2 separate regions of the Homo sapiens genome follow, and region 2 is linked to region 1. The links are chromatin loops, found by intact Hi-C in ENCODE. Cell type or tissue: HepG2. All regions are shown on one strand. Each heading gives the region's core, and the rest is flanking DNA. Links, peaks and the distances in the headings are about the cores only. Region 1 overlaps BMP2K (BMP2 inducible kinase). Region 2 overlaps FRAS1 (Fraser extracellular matrix complex subunit 1).

Region 1 (10,771 bases), core at 1,624-9,623:
TCACTTAAAAATTAATACAGGTATTTTGGATAATAGTAATAATTATTTTGAATAGAATTATCTTGAAGGACCTTTTTACTATGGCCTTGGAACTTTCTTGAATAATTCCCCAGTGTTCACTAAACTCACTTTTTCTTTTGTGTCACTTTTTCAATAGAATAATCAAGTTTGTCATTCATACTTCTAGTGTAGAGCTGTTCTGTGATTGATCTACCCTTAGCTTGGGATAATGCTTTATTTATAAAATAGCAATTTCTGCATTTTCTGTAGGCATTAATAAAGTTTGCTAGAATCATCACTGATCTTAGAGTGGAACAGAAAATACATATTTTTTATCCTTATAATGTGCCCCTAAGTAGTATAATGTGTGTTTCATAAAACTTCTTAACATTTTGATCTATTCTTGCAGGGTTCATGCTTGAACCAGATCCGGAACATAGACCTGATATATTTCAAGTGTCATATTTTGCATTTAAATTTGCCAAAAAGGATTGTCCAGTCTCCAACATCAATGTAAGTAGATTTTCAAGTAGGATATGAATTTAAAATTCATTTTATCGTATGTGAATATATTTACTTTCAGAGTTACTTTTTTTTTGTTGCTGTTGCTAAAACTCAGAGTTTCTTGTTTCATGACAAGTGATCTGATTGTGTGTTTGATATTTGTGGTATAAAGCTTCAGTACCCAAACTATGCACTGAGATACCTTGGGGAGCTGCAGCAGACTCAGGCAGAATATTTTGCATTTTTGAGGAAAACACAGGGACATCTTTCTGACTTAGCACAAAACTAATTTTATTAAGTTATTTGGGCCTAACAGTTTAATAAACAGGACTGTTAGTTTTTTTTTTTTTTTCTTAGAAGTGTTGTAAACAATTACTGAGACACGGAGCACTGTTAACTGAGTAAGTTTGGGAAACTTTGGTATAAAGAGCACAGGCCTTGTTAAGTGGGAACTAAACAATGTGTACGCATAGATATAGACAGTGGAGTAATAGACATTGGAAGTCAGAAAGGTGGGAAGCGGATGAAGGATGAGAAGTTACCTAATGGGTACAATATACACTATTTGGGTGATGGTCATACTAAAAGCCCAGACTTCACCATTATGCAGTATATCCTTATAACAAAGCTGCACTTGTATCCCCTAAAACTACAAAAAAGTTTTTTTTTAAAAAGCACAGGCAATGTAAATAGACCCAGATTCAGTTTTGTCCTTATCAGTGACTGACTTTGAATCTTTTGGTAAGTTACTTTAATGTCCATTTCTTTTTCTGTAAAACAAGGATAGTAATTATAAGGATTACATGTGAAACCCAGTGCCTAGTCCATGGAAGGTGCTCAGTTGGCAATAGTTAGTATTATTCAAAAGCTTTCAATTTTATTCACTGACTGTACAGTGCATTTAACTACTTTAGGTGAATGGTGTATGGCAAGTCTCTGCCAATCTTAATAAAGGTTCTGCAATCATCACTGATTATAAGCCATTCTTGACTTTGTAAAGATCATTCTGGCCTGACCTGTTTCTGTAGGGTTTCCTTTATGTGTAACTTAATCTACCCCACTAAGAAAAAAGAAGGAATGTGGTACCTTTCCTTTTTTTTTTTTTTTTTTTTTTTGTGAAGCCCTCGCCATATTGATGTACTCTTTTCTCTGTTGAAGCTGAAAGCTTTGCAGTTCTAAAAGTAGATAAGTAGACTCATTCGACATTTACTCAGCAAGTATTTATTGAGTACCTACAAAGAACTAAACATTGGGTATAGACAAATAAACAAGGCCTTCTGCCCTCATTTTCCAGGCCTTACATTCTGTGTCTTGAAAATTATCTGTAGTATGTAGAAACAACACTTAATTCTTATCCTTGGTGTTTGTTGCTTTTTCCAAAATGTAAAATAGTTATTGATTTACGAGTGTAATATAATCTTTCTTTTTACTCAAGATTTACCCAATTATAAATGGATACAGTGGTGTTCTTCTGCTTATTTTCCAAGGTTTCTGTGGCACATGAATATGAAATTGACATTTGTGTAACATGTAGTGATATTTGCAGATTAGATCTGGCAAATACATGTGAATAATTTATAGGTATCTGATGTGAAAGTAATAGTGTCTCATAGTACTTTTAAAGTTCAATGATATATCCATAGCTTACAAAAACTTTCTGCAATTAAAATAAAAAACTAAAATGAGACGTTTTATTTTTTTTCTTCCAAGAATTCTTCTATTCCTTCAGCTCTTCCTGAACCGATGACTGCTAGTGAAGCAGCTGCTAGGAAAAGCCAAATAAAAGCCAGGTAGGCAAAACTATGCTGAAATTGAAAAGGCATTAAAAAAAATGATAGGTCTTGTTTTTAATCCTAGCAAGTGTAATTGATTAAATATCATCTTCATCCACAAAGAATGTTGTGTTGCTTATTGTATGTGGTATAATTGAGATAGCAAATACAAAATAAGCTTTTAAAAATATTAGATAAGGAGTCTGGCATCATCTCACTGGAACTGTTCACTCTATGACAAGTGATTATTTAACTGATGATGTGACAGCGGGTCTTTTTTTTGGACAGGATTTGTCATTTTCATCACATAGCAACTCTAGTTTAGGAAATACTATGTTTTGAGTTTATAGATGTTTATTTTTTTAATTTAAGGAAAGAAAAAAATAGCTCCTACAGGTAACTAGAATATATAGAATATGTATGTACTTTGTAGAATTTGTAATGAGTGATTATAATACTTTTTAAGGCTGGTATATGTTTTCAATCTTATTTTTCAGAGTATTTATTATATTAATAATAAGTTTGAACTATATTATGTAAGTTAAGACTGAATCTGTTAATGATTGATTTTTCCCCCCCTCACACTTTTTTGAATTTAAAAGTTAATAAGCAGGATTATATCTTAGATTATCAGACAGGTATAATACTACATTTGGGGAGATTTCTTGGTCACAGCAATTTTGTATTGTATGCTATTTATGCAAAGTTTATTTGTTTACACAATACAAAAATATATTTGTTCATATGCTTTTTATATGCAAGATGTAGACAATTTAAACACAAAGAAAAAAAAAGCAGTTTTTATTTCCAAGGAGTTCACGTTCTAATTGACAAGTAAACGATTACAACCTGATAGATATTAGGCTACTTTGAGAGTGTGGAGGAGGGGAAAGACTGGGAACAGAGAAAACAGGAGCACATAAAGGATGCTTTCCCTGCGGATGGGAGTTGCTGCACTCTTCCTTGAATGATGAATAGTCAATCACTTGGAAGGGTGTGGAGTGAAATTATAGCAGGCAGGCAGTTTAGGCAAGAATGACTATTGTGAAACTACAGGACTAGGACAAAAGGGGACATATACAGGAGTAGTGGGAAATGAAGCTGGAGAGGTAGATAAATGCCAATCATGAACAACTTTGTTTATATATCATGCTGAGAAATTTGGACTTTGGCCTATAGGTCAGTTAATTTTCAACCTTCTAGTCAGTTCTACTCTTTGAGACTTGGTTGTGACTGTGTTGTAAATGATCTGTTACTTATACATTGTTAAAATTTCATTTGCGAATGACTTATTTTAAAAAATGGTGTTACTTTAAAAATATCTTCATTCACTTGAATTTCAAAATGTTCTTTTGAGAAGAGGTGAAGGTGTAAAGTTATATCTAACTTGCAGGAATCCAGGTTGAACAGCAATTGGTCTTATCTATGACATAGCTTTAATTAGCATCCACTGTTATAGTTGAGTGTTAATTATGAATTATTGTAGGATTTGTCAGTTGAATTTTATTGTGACTTCTGTTTTTTAAAATAATTAGTAAATAATTAAATCTTTGAGAAAGTAGGTGCAGATTTTTAAAAAAAGCGTAAGTCAGCTGAACAAGAATGATGATTTGATTATTTTTTCACCCTAATGCAAGTTATAGCTTTAGAGTTACAAGACAATGAAATAGTGCTATTAAAATTCACAGTGCTTATTTATAGTATGTTAAATCTGAACATTATGTATATTAAAAAATAAGGTTGATTGGTACTTATTGGTTACTAATATAAATTTACTCTTTATGAATATTAGTGAAAACTTGAAAAAATCTAAATGTATACAAAGCTTAATATTAAAAAATTTAGTTTTTTCCATGTAAAGAGCACATTTTGGGAGGAGAAATCATTTACTAGCAGTTTCATTACCCACGTTTTCAAAAAGCGCCTGTGGGTTTCTCAGCTGCCTTCAATCTGTGGTATTCTTTGCCTTCTTAAAAGGTCGCTCTCATCTCCCCAAACTTTGCATCTGCTCTTAGTATGGTTTAAGATGTGAAATTTATCTGACACATGTCTTAAAGATTGAGACACTGAGAATCACTGGCCTGGCAGATGGAAACATTGAAGGATTTTAAGCAGGAGAGTGTGAGTCTGAGTTCTAGGAAACCTGTGATGATTTTGTTCAGGTGATGGCAAGGAGAAAAGAAGGGAAGCAGAAAAACAGCTCTGTGACTGTTGTAATAGTGAAAATGAGACTGTACAGCAGTATCGATGCAATAATTACTGTTTTTAACTTCAGTCGATTTTGTATCTTCCCTATGCCTAATCTGCCCAGGCATTTTCTTCCCATTCCTTCACATAGAATGCCTGGTTTCTTTGTCACTGCCTAATAAAGTCAAACTTATTATGAAAATTTTAAACCCCAGTTTCTACCTGAAGCCTTCTGTAGCCAAATTAGGTTAAAAGTACAATTACATCTCCATAAATTCTTGACAGCACTAGCTTGGCACTGATGATTTTTACTATCTTATATTTATTACATTTCCACTAACATATGCCCTGTCTTCCTAGGTATGCTGTAAATTCTTTGAAGACAGGGTGTTATGCAGTGTTTTGCTGGATATCAGTAAATGTACAATACATATTACTGTATTGATAAAACAGAGACATCAGAGTGAACAAAGTATACAGACTTTTAATATGCTTCTTAGGGCTTTTGCTATGCCTACGTGTGTTGTGAATCTGTAAAGAGGGTTTAGACCAGCAACAAGGCAACATCAGGTCTGGCCTGTACTAGCCGTTTAATACAGAATGGATAGTTAAAGAGAGAGATTGTGTACAATATTTCCCCCAAATTACTTGAGCTTAGGGAGTATAGCATTGATTGTAATGCCACATCAATAATTTAATGTCAGTAAATACTTGATTATCATTAAAACAAGATATAATTGATTACATATATATATACACCGATATATATATCGGTGTATATATATATGTAATATCTGTATATATTTGGCCTATTAGTTAAATTTTCATGTCTTTTACCATCCCCATCCCATCTAGAGCTTAAGTGTTACTTTCAGAAAACGGCATACATATAATTCTAAGATCTTTTGATTCAGTGTCACGTTTTTTTTTTTGGTACCTCTTGGAAAGATAGTTGTTAATAGGGCTCCCTCTTGTGGTACACACAGATATTGGGAAATAACTGGATCTGTGCACTTGTTGATAGATGCAAATGCAGCAGATGTGTGCTTCATAAATCATATGTATGTAAAAATTTTAAGTATTCACTTGAAAATGTGTAAGGGGATTTAATAAAGATATTTTATTGTGAATCCTGTTGGAAAGTGAACATTTGGTCCTATTAACAAGTATTTGAGTTTTTGTACTTAATTTATAGAAAGCAAGTTGATAAATATATAAATATTTTACCTTTTTTGTTTTTTAAAAAAAGCAAATGTTGGTGTCTTCTCAAATTATATTTATTGTTTCTTGATTTCAAAACTGTGTTTACTGCTTAACCACTCACATCTGGGGCCTAAACTAAGTCCTAGTGGGATAAATTTTATATACTTTCCATTCTGTGTTCTAAGTAAAGCAAAGTTAAAGATTCAAGAAGTTGAATGTGAGCAGGTGGCATCTGTTAAAAGTTTTGGCTTATTTTGTTTAACGTGCCCTAGGCCACAGTCTTTTCTTTTTTTATGCCTTGGAGTCCAAGTAAAGGGAGATTATTCCTTGTTGTTTCTTATTTTTATTTCCCTGACAAGTTCAGAGAGTGGCTGTCAGTTTTGTCCAAAAGCTTATGAAAAGGTTTCTGTTTATTTCCTTTCAGTATCATTTCATCTCCTTAAGAGCAGTTTCTGGGACTATATTCTTTTTCTGCTGGTTTCAGTAGGAGATTATGAATGGTTGTGTACTGTTTTAAGGAAAATTGTTAGTTTTATTTATTTTTCTGTGTTTAGTAAACGTTTAATACTTGAAAATGAGCCTTAGGAGAAAGATGAGGACTAATGCGATTATCAGTAATAGTTAAAATGTATCTGTTGAGTTGGATGCTTTATAGAATAAATAGTAAATTAGAAATAATCCCAGTATTTAGAATGAAATATATTCTTCTGTTGTAGAATAACAGATACCATTGGACCAACAGAAACCTCAATTGCACCAAGACAAAGACCAAAGGCCAACTCTGCTACTACTGCCACTCCCAGTGTGCTGACCATTCAAAGTTCAGCAACACCTGTTAAAGTCCTTGCTCCTGGTGAATTCGGTAACCATAGACCAAAAGGTAATAGAGCCCCGCCAACCTCATCCTCTTAAAGGTTAATGTTAATAAACCTTTCATGATTTGATTTCCTGACCTCAGGTGATCCTTAATATTGTAAAGTAGATAACATAATGCTTTCAGAAACTTTCTATTGATGTCTAATAAATTCAGTTGGTTTCTCAACAATTCAATTGTTGTAGGCAAAGGGAAGTTACTGGCAATATAAAAGTATGGTACAAAAAACTCACAATTTGCTTTGATACTATAAATACAAACTCTTATCCCTAGAGTCATCAACTAATAGGGTTTGAGGTTGGGAATAAAGTTCAACGGTATGGAAAAAGTCTATGTTATATGAGAAAGAAAGTTGAAACACTAGTCTTACAAAGTTTATGTCTTTGTATTGCACCTAGAGCCTTGGTGAAGGGCTATCTTGAACCATCCATATGGACATTACAACATAAAAACTTACCTGATTTTGAGAAAAATTTACTCATCTAAAGTATCTCCTAAGCATTATGGTACAGTGTGGTACTTAAAAAAAATTTTTCCCCCCAAAGAAATGTCCGTAACATTTGAGTAAACTTATTTTTCTCAAGGATCTGGGAGTATAACCTGAAGACTCACCTTAAAGAAATCCTGTTTTGCACTTTATTTCATGATAAATCTGTCGTGTTTTAATGTTAAAATGTTTTTAATGAGGATACCCTAATGGTTAAGAGTGTACGTTTTGAGTCTCACGAACCTGATTTGAGTCCTATTTCTCCCATTTTTTAGTAATATAGCTTCTAAAAGTACTAGTACCTATCTTAATAGGATTATTGGGAGGATTAAATGGCTGTTTAATGTGCTACCTGATACACGGTATGCCTTTGATAAATGTTAACTATTAACTACTGTTGTTACTATCAAGTAAAGTATATGTTCAGGAAAGGTGATGTTTTTATTTTTTATTTATTTATTTTTTTGAGATGAAGTCTCACTCTTGTCCCCCAGGCTGGAGTGCAATAGCACGATCTCGGCTCACTGCAACCTCCGCCTCCTGGGTTCAAGCCATTCTCCTGCCTCAGCCTTCCAAGTAGCTGGGATTACAGGGGCCTGCCACCACACCCAGCTAATTTTTGTACTTTTAGTGGAGATGGGGTTTCACCGTGTTGGCAGGCTGGTCTCGAACTCAAAGGGAAGTAGGCTTTGCTCTGTATTGGATACTGTCAAGAAGAGGGCATATGAAGCTGGGTGCAGTGGCTCATGCTTGTAATCCCAGCACTTTGGGGGGCCAAGGCAGGTCGAATTGCTTGAGGCCAGGAGTTCAAGACCAGCCTGAGCAATGGCATGGTGGTACACACCTGTAGTCCCAGCTACTGGGGAGGCTGAGGGGCAGAGGATCCCTTGGACCCAGTAGATGGAGATTGCAGTGAGCCAAGATCTCACTGCTGCACACCAGCCTGGGTGACAGAATGAGACTCTGTCTCAAAAAAAAAAAAGAAAAAAAGAAAAAAAAGCAAGAGGTGTTATGATATGTTTAGGTTTCTTAATATAAATTTTGTCTAGAAAGAAGGAAGCTAAAGCCTCAGTAGCTAAAGATGTTGAGGCATTTTTGGGGTTTGGACAATGTTCATGGTTTTGTCGCTGTTCAGACATGATTTTGGAGTGGTCTTATTTTGATCCATCAAAGTCATAGTGTCCTTGTCTAATGTTGTATGAGATTATTCAACAGGAGAGCACCAAGACTTAGCTGTGATTGCCAGGCCTAATCCTGATGTCAGGGGCCGTGTTTCTCTTTCTTACATGCTTTCAGCTTAAGTTGGAAAAATGTTCCGCTTTTTCCCCCAATAAGTGCATTTTTTTTTAACATTTCTTCACCCTTTAAAAATAATACAAAAATTAACACGTGAGTATTGTATTTTAAAATATTCGGATTATACAGTAGTATTCAGTGAAAATGTAAATGTCTCCCTCCATTTTCTTCCCAGAGTTAACCAGCGCTGTTTAATGGTCATCTTCCCAGTCCTTTTTTATGTTTTTACATGTGTATATACAGATATAAATAATTCATGTTGTATTTAAAATAAATGGAGGCCGGGCATGGTGGCTCACTGCCTGTAATCCCAACACTTTGAGAGGCCGAGTTGGGTGGATCACTTGAGGCCAGGAGTTCGAGACCAGCCTGGCCAACATGGCAAAACCCCATCTCTACTAAAAGTACAAAAATTAGCTGGGTGTAGTGGCATATGCCTGTAATCCCAGCTACTTGGGAGGCTGAGGCACAAGAGTCACTTGAACCCAGGAGGTGGAGGTTGCAGTAAGCCAAGATCATGCCACTGCACTCCAGGCTGGGCAACAGAGCAAGACTCTGTCTCAAAAATAGTAAGTAAATAAAATAAAATAAATGGAGTCATACTATACATACGTATTAGTTCGTTTTCATGCTGCTGATAAAGACATTCCAGAAACTGGGGGAAAAAAAGAGGTTTAATTGGACTTGCATTTCCACACGGCTGGGGAGGCCTCAGAATCATGGCGGGTGGTGAAAGGCACTTCTTACATGGCGGCAACAAGAGAAAATGAGGAGGAAGCAAAAGCAGAAACCCCTGATAAACCCGTCAGATCTCATGAGACTTATTCACTATCACAAGAAAGACGCCCCCGTGATTCAGTTACCTCCCCCTGGGTCCGTCCTACAACATGGGAATTCTGTGAGATACAATTCAAGTTGTGATTTGGGTGGGGACAAAGTCAAACCATATCATTCTACCCCTGACCCCTCCAAATCTCATGTCCTCACATTTCAAAACCAATCATGCCTTCCCAACAGTCCTCCAAAGTCATAACTCATTTCAGCATTAACCCAAAAGTCCACAGTCCAAGGTCTCCTCTGAGACAGGGCAAGTCCCTTCCACCTATGAGTCTGTAAAATCAAAAGCAAGCTAGTTACTTCATAGATACAATGGGGATAAGGTATTGGGTAGATACAGCCGTTCCAAATGGGAGAAATTGGCCAAAACAAAGGGGTTACAGCGCCCATACAAGTCTGAAATCCAGTGGGGTGGTCCAATTTAAAAGCTCCAAAATGATCTCCTGTGACTCCAGGTCTCACATCCAGGTCATGCTGATGCAAAAGGTGGGTTCCCATGGTCTTGGGCAGCTCCTCCCCTGTGGCTTTGCAGAGTACAGTGTCTCTCCCGGCGGCTTTCATGGGCTGGCCGTTGAGTATCAGCAGCTTTTTCAGGCGCATGTTGCAAGCTGTAGGTGGATCTACTATTCTGGGGTCTGGAGGATGGTGGCCCTCTTCTCACAGCTCCACTAGGCAGTGCCCCAGTAGAGACTCTTTGTGGGGACTTTGACCCCACATTTCCCTTCTGCACTGCCCTAGCAGAGGTTCCCCATAAGGGCCCTGCCCCTGCAGCAAACTTTTGCTTGCATATCCAGGCATTTCCATGTATCTTCCAAAATCTAGGCCAAGGTTCCCAAACCTCAGTTCTTGACTTCTGTGCACCCACAGGCTCAACACCAAATGGAAGCTGCTAAGGGTTGGGGCTTCCACTCTCTGAAGCCACAGCCTGAGCTCTACGTTGGCCCCTTTGTGATTTTTTTTTTTAACCTATAAGTTACTTAGGGGGCTGTTGTTATTAAATTTTCAAGGAGATAAAATATACTAAAGGCTGGAAGGATAGAGGGAAGTGAGGGGTAGGGAGAGATTTACTGAAGGATATAAAATTTTAGCTAGATAGGAAGAATAAATCCTAGCATTCTATACCACTGTAGAATGACTAGTTAACAATATTTTGTATAATTTCAAATAGGTAGAAAGAGGATATTGAGTGTTCCCAACACACACAAAAAAATGACAATGCTTGCAGTGACCGTTTTGCTAATTATCCTGATCTGATCACTATGCAAAATATGTATCAAAACATCAATATGTACTCCATGAATATGTACAATTATTATTTGCCAATTAAAAAATAAAAATTTTCAAGGTGAATGATTTTTGAGTAGTTATTTTAGTACTCTTTCAACTGGAAAGAAATACACTTAAAGGCTAATGATGGTTGTATCTGTGTGGTGGAATTGTGATTTTCATTTTTTAACTTACATTTTTATAAGTATTTTCAAGGATAATTAAAATGAACATGCATTTCCTTATAATTAGAAAAGTTAGAAATAGTTATAAAACTATTTTCATAAAGCTGTTGTACTTAGGTCTGAGGACGTTTGAGGATACTAACATTGATGAAAAAAGAAC
Region 2 (10,771 bases), core at 801-8,800, 350 kb before region 1:
GCTTCTAGCCCAACCAGTAGAAGAATCTTCTCCACCACTAAAGATCTGCAGTATCTTTTAAGGATGCCTGGCAAAGAATTATAAAAACTTCTCCTGTTATATTTCAAAGAACCTGTAGACACTAAGAGATCTTGTGGATCTCTAAAGAAAGGGGGCTTAGTTCTCTGACCTTGCCAATACCCAACCTGAACTGAAGCTTTGTTGCTCTTTCGCAGGTGGTCACACTTGCTGACTATGACCATGTGGAAGAAGTTACCAAGGAAGGAGTCAAGAAATCCCCCTCCCCAGGCTACCCACTGGTCTGTGTCACCCCCTGCGACCCTCATTTCCCCAGATACGCTGTCATGAAGGAGCGCTGCAGTGAGGCCGGCATCAACCAGACATCTGTGCAGTTCAGCTGGGAAGTGGCTGCCCCCACTGATGGCAATGGGGCCCGGTCTCCCTTTGAAACCATCACTGACAACACACCATTCACCAGTGTCAACCACATGGTAGGTCTGGGGGTCTGGGCCTGGTTCTCCCTCCCTGGGAGAGAACTGGTGTTGTTCTTTGTTACTCAGATAATCAAATTCCTTATGGTCCATGCATGGCATTTGGAATAAAACAAATAAGCAGGTGCACAGTCTTTTTACTCTTATACATAAGAAAAGGTTATATGCTGTAATAGAAAACTAAGCTAGTTAGAAGACCTGTTTGCAAATTCTGGTTCTGCCTGTTTTAAACTAAATAATGTTAAGAGGTTACTTAATCTCTCTGAGTCTCAGTCTCCTGATCTGCAAAGTAATAATTCTTTTGCTTGGCTACTTGACAAGGTCATTGAAAAATGTGACCTATAAATGACAAAGTCAGTGAAAAACTCCAGATAGGCGCTGTTGATTACTATTAATGTATCTCCAATCGTTCAATAAGTATTAACACATAACTCCTTATGGACATGAACCAAAGTTTCTACCACATTTCTGTAATGCAGTAGAAACATGGCCCAAAATGGCCAGGACATCGATGGCACATAGAGGGGACCAGTTATTAAATAAAAGAATAGAATGGTTGCTGAATGATCAGCACGTTACAAAGCTCTATGGGAGGCCATGAAAAGACATTTGTGCAGCAGTTGCTGTCCTCAAAAAGCTTAGAGACCAACACCCCTGACACCATCAGAGAACAATGAATAGTATGTTTTCCCAACCTTAACAAACAGCCCACCACAGTGATCCTGCACATCATACTGATAAAGCTGGTTCTCTTCCAAAAGTGAGCTGAAAGCAGTTGAGATTCAGGCTTAGTATATAGTACCTGGCATGTAGTAAGCATCCAACAATTCTTGCCTAAAATTATATCACTGAATGATTTTAGACATCAGAGATTTCTTTCAGACCAAATTTCTCTAGATTTTCCTGTTCATTCCACAGTTTATTCCCACTGTAATAAGAGCTTCACTGGGATGAATAGCAGAGGAAAACCACTAGACATAGATGGGAGGCTTTGGATAATGCAGGGTCGTTCATACCCACTCTCTTTGGCACAGCTTATTCAGAAAGGCCTGAAGAGCAATTCTTTTGCAACATAACCTAGTTCAAATTTAAATAGTCTTCTCTATTATTAAAAAATCAACATGGCAAGAATTACCAGCTTGTTGTTTCTTAAGTATCTATTTCTGTCTTCAACAAAACTGTAAAGGAGGTGTGGTCTGGTTGGAGCCAAATGTACATTTTTAACAGATAAATTTATGACTTTATGCTTCAGGTTTTCTTCTTGCAATGAATTTGTGACTAATACCCTTTACCCTGGTTTCCGTCACTTTATCTTGATTTCTTCAATTATTTATTTAATGCCATTCTATTATATGCATTCTTGTAGGATGCCTCAAATCCCTTCTGTACTAAGTTCATGTATATATAAATAAGTAAAGCATTGGCAGCTAATTAAAAAAAAGTTTAATGGAAAAATTTTCTTTAGTTTTTAATGGACTTCAGTGAAAATTGTTTTCATGGGTAAAATGTATAAGTTTGTGTGATTGCTTTGTGAGAGGTCTGTGGCACACAGAACTACTGATTAATTTTTCTTGTTATATACTTCCCTATGTAAATGCACACATAACCTAAAGAGTCCTGGTGACCTACATTGCCTCTGCATAGATTGAGTTAAGCACTCTTAGGGCTTCTGTATGTTTGGGGACTTGGAGGAATCTGTGGAAAGACCTTCAAAGACTAGAAGGTGTCAGAGGCCAAGTTCTCAGCTTCAAGCCTGCATGTTATTATAACCCTTGCAGTGTGTGGTCACTGGGTAGGGAGATGGGATGATCGAGGGAGGATAACAGTAGGATAAAGAGACCATGAGAATTCCTGGGAAGGAAGCATATTTCCTCTGTCTCCTGACATCATGCTCTCAGCAACAGTGATTTGGAGGCCAACCAGTCTTGCTAGAAGCCTGAATAACACTTGGGTCATCCTTCTGCTGAGCCTAGTATATAAAGAGAACAATACTATTAATGGAAATCATTCATCTATGGGTTTGTGCTCCACATCTGTCTACTTGCTTGTTGACTATCTTACCCCCTTAGGCTATAAGTACTCACTGATCTGTCTCAAGTGTCTGGTTCATAGTTAAAAGTCAATAATTACGTGATGAATGAATGAATAGATGGAAAAATCAATGGATGGGTGGATGGATGATCTTTACAGATTAACTTGAACCAGATCATGTAAGGAGCTGTTTAAGTAGGGTACTCACATTGGAGGTGATTTTTTCTTCCTGTTAGGTCCTGGACAGCATTTACTTCAGCCGGAGGTTCCATGTGCGTTGTGTGGCCAAGGCTGTGGACAAGGTGGGCCATGTGGGGACCCCCTTAAGGAGCAACATTGTTACCATTGGAACAGACAGTGCTATCTGCCACACACCAGTGGTGGCTGGGACATCCAGAGGCTTCCAGGCTCAGTCCTTCATCGCAACCTTGAAATACCTGGATGTCAAACATAAGGAGCATCCGAACAGGTCAGGCAGGTGGTGCCTTCCACCACACATAGATTGAAGTGAATCTCAGGTCTCCTTTGTGTGTTTCCCAGGACAATCAATAAGGGATGCTTCTGCATGATAAAAATGTGATGATGAATGCATCAGTAAAAGTTTAAATCTGTGAAGGTCCCTCAAGCTCGGGCCCCCTGCCTATCTTCCTAGTCTTTCTCTCACCTTGTCATTTTCACCGGCCATTCCAACCACAAGGAATCATGAGTAACTTCCCAAGTGCTACAGACTCTTACAGGTTGCATATCTCTGCCATGCTGTTACCTCAACTCTCCCTAACCCCCTTCCACTGGCCGGAACCCTACTGTCCTACAATACCTACTGCATGGCATCTCTTCTAGGGACATTTCCAACATCTCCCCTAATTTAATTTGGAGGCTTCCCCTCCTGGCTTCTCTGGCACCTGTATATGCTTCTTTTAGAAGATTATTAGCATTCACTCTCTCTGCCCTTTAGTAGATGGTAAGGCCTGAAGACCATGAGTATGTATTTTGAGTATCTTCTGCCAGTATAGTGCTTCTTGGCATCTAAGAGGCACTCCTAAATATCTACTGAACAAATGAATAATAACATTGTAGAAATTAGGAGACATTGGACTTAATTTTTTTCTGGGCCACCATGATGGGAAATGGATGTTTTCATTTTTGCATAGCAAAAAAGAATTTGTGTATGTTATGCGTATTTATTAAACACTATAGTATTTAAGTGTGTGCCTTTATGAACAACTCAGTTGCTCATAAACTCAGAAAAATGAGTTCCTTTGTATGAATAAAACATGTTTGAATGAATATGTACATGCTTCTTTCTTTCCTGACACAATAAAATGTATCTTGGTGACCCCTTCCTAGAAAAAAGGCCCTCCTCTTCACTTCCAGGGTTCTGATTCTACTTAAAAATGTGACTCTTTGCTCAGAGAGACAAGTATATAAACTCAAAACACACTTTCAGTAAACACGCTCAAAGTTTAAACTGGTACAATGACAAAAATGCAACCCATAAGTACTATCATGTTGCAGTCTTAACCAATATTTATTAAACTCATTTCTTATTTAGAATTGTATACTATGTGCCCTGGAGAAACAAAAGAAGTGAAGGAAATATTCCTTGTCCTCATAGTGGAGAGGCAAGACAAACAGAGTCTGAAAACATTTGAGAAATAGCAGCCAATATAAATAAGTTACAGATTTCCTGGTCCAAAGGCTGCCTAAGAGCTGAGGATGTAGATCAAGGAACAGCACACTGCAGATTGAGGCTGGCGGGGCTGGACACGTAGTGCTGATAGGACTTACAGGCAGACTGGAGAGAGAAGGCTGTTTTCAGTCAGGAGAGACAGTATAAGTAGCTGGATATTGTAGTTTCTCAGATTTGGCTGGGTAGAGGAATTGGTTTTAGAGTTTAAAAGCTCAACGATATATTTTTGACTCAAATACTTAAAAGAAATGTGAGTGTCAACCTTACCTAACTTCCATAGACATTCACTGTGACAGAGCAGGGGAACAGGCCCTCTCTAGTCACTCAGCTTTAGCTCCTGAAATAACAGAGTTTCCATTAAAAAGCAAAGGAGAGCTTTAAAGTAATTTGTGGTTGTGATGTTATCTTTTCCTGTATAGAAAAAAAATCTATAATTCTAGATTACTATCAGTCCTCTGTCTGGAGGGTCTCTTAGAGGGAAGCAATGATACTATGTGTATATGTATACCCCCTGTTCAGATAGAAATCCTACCTGGAAAGCTTCAGGAAGAAAAAAAAATGGTAGCTCATTGGTGAAGACAAATTAGGTGATGAGAAAGAAGTATGTCCTATTGACCATTTATAGCAGTCAGCTAAACATTTATTTCTGCCTTTTTCCCCCTAGAATCCACATTTCGGTGCAGATCCCACACCAGGATGGAATGCTGCCCCTTATCTCCACCATGCCGTTGCACAACTTACATTTTCTACTGTCTGAGTCCATCTACAGACACCAGCACGTCTGCTCCAATTTAGTTACCACCTATGACCTGAGAGGCATCTCAGGTGAGATTGACAAGTTCAGGACTGGTCTTTCCATGCTAGCCCAGTGCAGTTGACTTTCAGGATATGCCAGAGTGAGAACTGCTTTTCATGTTTTCTGGTCCTCAGAATCCACATATTAGTGGTTTTCCTTCTAGCACACATGCAAATGCCATCAGTTCAGTCAATGCAGTGGACAGGAAGAAACAAGGACTTTGGAATCACACTGGTTCAAATCCTTATTCCACTGAACAAATATAGTTTGACCTTTCTGAGCCACTGTTGTCTATAAAGTGGGAATAACAATTGCTACCACTCAAGATGAGGATTAAATGCGTTGACATTTTTAAAGCACCTACTATGGTATATTTTAGTGTCTTCATTCCCTTAGAGTGAGCATGTTTACATTGGTGCTCCAAAAACCTGTTATAGAAAGCTGAAGTGAAGATGGTATAGGATGAGTTCTCCAGAAGCAGGAGCTGAGAGGGAGTTTGGGGTTACAAGATGTTTATTAGGGATCAATATCTGTGAAAGAGAAGGAGCGAAACAGGATTGGGCAGAGGGAGAAGTCAAGCTGCAATGCAGGCTGAAAAAGCCATCTCGGCCATGGCAGGGAGCTCTGGAGAGACTTGTCCTACTTCCAGCTGACACAGCCAGACCCTTATAGCCTACCTAGCTAAGTCACTGGATGCAGGCTGCCCCGCAAGGGCATGACCTTGGGCTGAGCCAATATGCAGCTGACGCAGAGCTGAAGGAGCTGACAGCTGAGGCAGCGCATCTCTGTGTTCACCACAGCAGACATTTGACTTTACAAAGAATTCTGTCCATTTCCATTTACCTTAGCAAGTGCACATTAAATGCATATTTCCTCCTTTCACAAATGATGAAACACTTAACAGTGTTTTTGAAGACAGAAATGCATTCATATTCTCTTTCATATTCATTAAGCATCACTTTTGGTCATGATGGTCTTTATACAGTAGAAATTAGCTGAGTGAAAATTATTTATAAATCACTGAGCTACATATGAAAGTTTAATTGGTCCACATCTGTAGCTAGTGGAAGAGACATACTGTGTTTAAATACTAAACTTTGCACCTGTTCCTGCTTAAAAGCAATTAAATTCAAGACATGTTAATTGAGTACCTAGTCATCATGGGGCAGAGGGCTAGGTGCTGGGTCTCAAGCATTCTAAGATATTTATCAACCCTTTTAAAATACTACAGTTGCTTTTAGTACTATAAAAATTTTAACCCAGCCGGGTGCAGTGGCTCATGCCTGTAATCCTAGCACTTTGGGAGGCTGAGGCGGGTGGATTGCCTGAGCTTAGGAGTTTGAGACCAGCCTGGGGAACACAGTGAAACCCCATCTCTACTAAAAACATAAAAAATTAGCCAGGTGTGGTGACGTGCACCTGTAATCCCAGCTACTCGGGAGGCTGAGACAGGAGAATCGCTTGAACCCAGGAGGCGGAGGTTGCAGTGAGCCGAGATCGCACCATTGCACTCCAGTCTGGGTGACAGAGTAAGACTCCATCTCAAAAAAAAAAAAAAATTTAACCCTCATATTCTAAAATTGTGTCTGTGTTCAGCTCCCTACTGCATAAAGTTCTCCCTTAATTTAGAGCCATTCATGTGCTTGGCAGCATTTGATTAAATAATTTTTGCCTGGCACAGGTGAGAGTTACAGGCATCATTAGTGACCTATTTACTCACTAACAAAAAATTAAGACTTTCCCCCGACAAGAGTTCAGAAACTGTATGAGCAAGAAGTAGTCAAATGTAGGTATGCTGGCTTTTTTTTTTTTTTTTGAGATGGGGTCTCAAAAAAGAAATTTTAAAAATCACTCTTAAAATAATAATTCACCAATGAATGAGCCATACAGTAAATCCATTTCTTCAGCAGTGGTGGGGACATATATGAAGCACAGGACCAGACTTGCCAGGTATAACAGGCAAAGCTTCAGAGAGTTTTCCTTTCCAAGTTCTGCCGCCTTCATTCATGGTATCATTTGCTCACCTTTTCCTCCCTGGTTCCTGTGGTCTCTTAGAGGTGGAGTCCTCCATTCAACACCTGGCAACAGCAGTTAGCAAGCGCTTTCCAAGATCCCTCACATTCTCCCTGCACATTGGGAGCCCTGGGTTGCTTTGTTAGTAGGGTCTCAGGTGATTGAAAGTGCTTTTAGTGCAAAAGGGTGAGCTCTTCACCCCACCCTGCTCCTTGGCATCCACAAACCAAGTTATCGTTCCTTGTTCTTCCCTCCCTGGCAGAGGCAGGGTTCCTGGATGATGTGGTCTATGATAGCACTGCCCTGGGGCCTGGCTACGATCGCCCCTTCCAGTTTGACCCCAGCGTGCGAGAGCCGAAGACCATCCAGCTCTACAAACACCTGAACCTGAAGAGCTGCGTGTGGACCTTTGATGCTTATTATGACATGACTGAGCTGATTGACGTCTGTGGGGGCTCTGTAACCGCTGACTTCCAGGTAGGTGCCCCGGGGCTTGTCTGAGGACTCTGCATATGGGTGCCATGGTCAACCTTGTTTGTTCCTGAAGCACTTCAATTAGCACTTTGCCTCCAGAACTGGGACAACCAACTAAGGGAGTCTTCTTTATAAGTCCCTCAAGCAAGATCTTGGCAGCACTGAAGCTAGAGAAGGCCCCCAAAGTCCTCTAAATCAAGTTAATGTGGAAAAAACTTACTGTCTGGCATACTCACTTATGTAAAAATCCAATATTTACTTCTCTAGGCATATATGTTTTTGTATTTATAATGCATATATTTTGGAAAGCCAAAAATATTTACATTTGATGCTAGGGTTATTACTACATTGATATATTCTCTTCCCCACCTGGGAAAATGCGTCAGATGATGCAGCCTGTCTTTCAGAAGATAAGAAGAGCTCTGTTGTCCTATGCATTGTGGAAAGATAATTGCTTAAAACATTTTTATTTCACACCTGTTCCAAACTGCCAGCCCCCACAAAAATAGACACTTTCTAAAATATATATTACCATTAAACATTAGTGTGTTAGTCTATTCTCACACTACCATAAAGACAAACCAGAGACTGGTAATCTATAAAGAAAAGAGGTTTAATTGACTCACAGTTCCACATGGCTGGAGAGGCCTCAGGAAACTTATAATCATAGTGAAAGGGGAAGCAGACATGTCTTACATGGTGGCAGGTGAGAGAGAGCAAGCAAGAACAAGGAAAACTGCCTTATAAAACCATCAGATCTCATGAGAACTCACTATCACAAGAACAGCATGAGGGAAACCACCCCCATGATCCAATCACCTCCCATCTGGTTCCTCCCTTGACATGTAGGGATTATGGGGATTACAATTCAAGATGAGATTTGGGTGGGGACACAGAGCCAAACCATATCAATTAGTGACAACTGAAAAATTTATAGCAAGAAGCCAGAGTCAGAGAAGGGCGGTTATATCAAAGGGCCAGTGAGACTAGGCTAATCTGTCCTCATGGGAAAATTAATTCTAAAACAGGTTCTATCCAATTTTGAGCAGTTATCTCAATGAGCTAAAAACTAGTTAGATGTTTGTTCTTCATTTCAAATCAGGTTTATCCTCACTGAAGGAGAGAAATTATAGAGGGATTTACAGTAATTATTTAGAGAAAGTGTCTTTGATTAAAATTTGTCATTTTCTTTGTGGTGCCTCTCAGCCTGGTTTCCTCTCATTTTGTACACACTACTGCCATCTACTGAAGAGAATTTTAAGGCGTTCATCGGTTTTCCATTTCTCCAGTTGTATAAACTTTGACTTTGGAAAATGCAAAACTAAGTGATTTTGTTTCTTTCCTGGCCCTTCAAAAATTAGTATTCTCTGTTCTTTATGATTTTGCTGTAATTACTGTTTGAATATTTTTATTCAGAATATGCTTAAAAACTCAAAGACAAGGATTTGTTATATATAATCCCACTTTTAAACCAACACAGAAAAAACATGCACAGAAGTATTTTGTTGTTGTCTGTTTCTTTGAAAATAATTGAAATTACTGACGTATGATAGGAAGAATATAGAACTTAGAACTAAGGCCTAGTTGGTACCTTTTGCTGTCAATCAACAGGCTTGGACAAGACATAACCTCTCTGAACCTCTTCTGAAATTGTACTAATAATCTCAACATGAGAAGGTGCCTTGCACAGTGTGCCTGGTGTAGAATAGGCATGCAGTAAATATTTGTTGGGTTTTTTTTTCTTTTTAAAGATTAGTGAGTAATATCATGAGGGCTAAAGGAGGATAAACAAAAACAAATGAGGAAAAATTAATTTTGCCAATCAGCTAGAGATTTTATTGAAGTTCTGATAGTGTGATTGGAGCAGGTGTATTTAGCAAAACCTGTGTATAAGGGACAGAACATGGTACAAGGTCCAAATACAATCTGGAAATTTTCTTTAAAAAGAACAAAAAGAGGGGCTGGGAACAGTGGCTCATACCTGTAATCTCAGTACTTTGGGAGGCTGAGGCTGGAGGATCACTGGAGGCCAGGAAGTTGAAGCTGCAGTGAGCTATGATGGAGTCACTGCATTCTAGTCTGGGCTACAGAGAGAGACCCCATCTCTTGAAAAACAAACAAACAAACAAACAAACAAACAAAGTAAGGCATGTCAAAATGGAATTTTTCAATGAGTATGGAGTTAGTTGAGTCTTTTGAGAAAGTTGGCATCAAATTTTAAATCCCTGACAACTTTGAATATTAAAAAAAAACTTTAGAAAAATATTAAAACATTTGGTTTTTTCCTTAATTACCCATAGAAACACTTTATACTGTATTTTCAAACAAAAGAAAAATATAAGTCCCATAGTATATTATAGTAATTAGCCAATGATAAAATAAAATTGTTTTAAGCTAAGTTTTTTTGTTGTGTATATATATATATATATATATATATATATATTTATTTATTTATTTATTTGTGGAAAAAAGTATAAAAATATTTTAAAAATGTGTGAACTAACTCCCCATTCACACACACATATACAGCTAGCTTCACCACAAAAGCTTCTGCTACCATTCTGTTATCTTTCCATCCAGTTTTGTTCATTACATAGTAAAATGAAAATGATTGGGCCAAATTAAAAGCAGGAACACAAACTTCCTTAGAAGAAATGTTCTCTTGGAAATGTGATATGCTGCCTTTTCAAAACTCTTTCCAAAGCATAGCATGGGACAGGAAATTACTGAAGTACGTGCAGCTCTGAGCTGTCCATTGGTGAGCTTCCTATATATGATTTCAATGCTCCGGCCCTTTGTTCCTGGAGCAGGAGATGAGAGCACTCACTAAAACATCCTGAGTTAGGCACAGGCTCCTCCCAGGCGTCTGGATGTGGGCATCTTCCTGATGATGGTTGACTTGGGCTCTCCCACAGGTCACTGGCAAATGATCAATACAGGGAGTTTGTACTGAGTGGTAGATCCCACATCCACCGGGTTGATCCTTGAGAATAATTGTGATATTCTCAAATTTCAGCCAAATCTTCTAGCAACTGAACAGAGCTCATTCTCCCACTTCAAAAGTATTTTTGTTCAAGTGCCACCTCCTTAGAGAAGCCTCTGCACGTGACCCTGTCGAAAGAAGCATCCCGGCTGCTTTCTATTCCATTAGTTCCTTTATTTTTTTAAATAAGTAAGTGCAATCATGGGCACTTGCTTAATAATTATTGAATAAGTGTGTGACTACATGGGTGAATGAAAATGGAACCAAGATGTGGTGATAGTATGTCTTTTCAT

What was found. Peaks named below come from ENCODE experiments on the same cell type or tissue, not always from the same donor. Only the 100,000 strongest peaks of a DNase experiment are listed, where the experiment ranks them.
Region 2: a loop joins it to region 1, with 15 times the contacts of the local background. A loop is called at or near these places in 15 of 110 quality-filtered maps.

The regions. Positions count from the first base shown.
Region 1 is chr4:78,859,175-78,869,945 of GRCh38, forward strand. BMP2K (BMP2 inducible kinase) reads left to right here. Exons shown (of 16, transcript NM_198892.2): 8 at 410-513; 9 at 2,215-2,294; 10 at 6,383-6,546. Among named protein-coding and RNA genes, the nearest start is that of PAQR3, 75 kb to the right of the region's middle. RefSeq lists an enhancer at 3,281-3,575. In HepG2, for the core only: a CTCF peak has its summit at 5,439 (motif pointing left); DNase peaks (open chromatin) are centred at 3,447 and 5,427.
Region 2 is chr4:78,508,516-78,519,286 of GRCh38, forward strand. It overlaps FRAS1 (Fraser extracellular matrix complex subunit 1), which reads left to right. Exons shown (of 74, transcript NM_025074.7): 63 at 216-491; 64 at 2,759-2,991; 65 at 4,877-5,037; 66 at 7,284-7,498. Among named protein-coding and RNA genes, the nearest start is that of ANXA3, 38 kb to the right of the region's middle. In HepG2, for the core only: a CTCF peak has its summit at 8,729 (motif pointing left); a DNase peak (open chromatin) is centred at 5,126.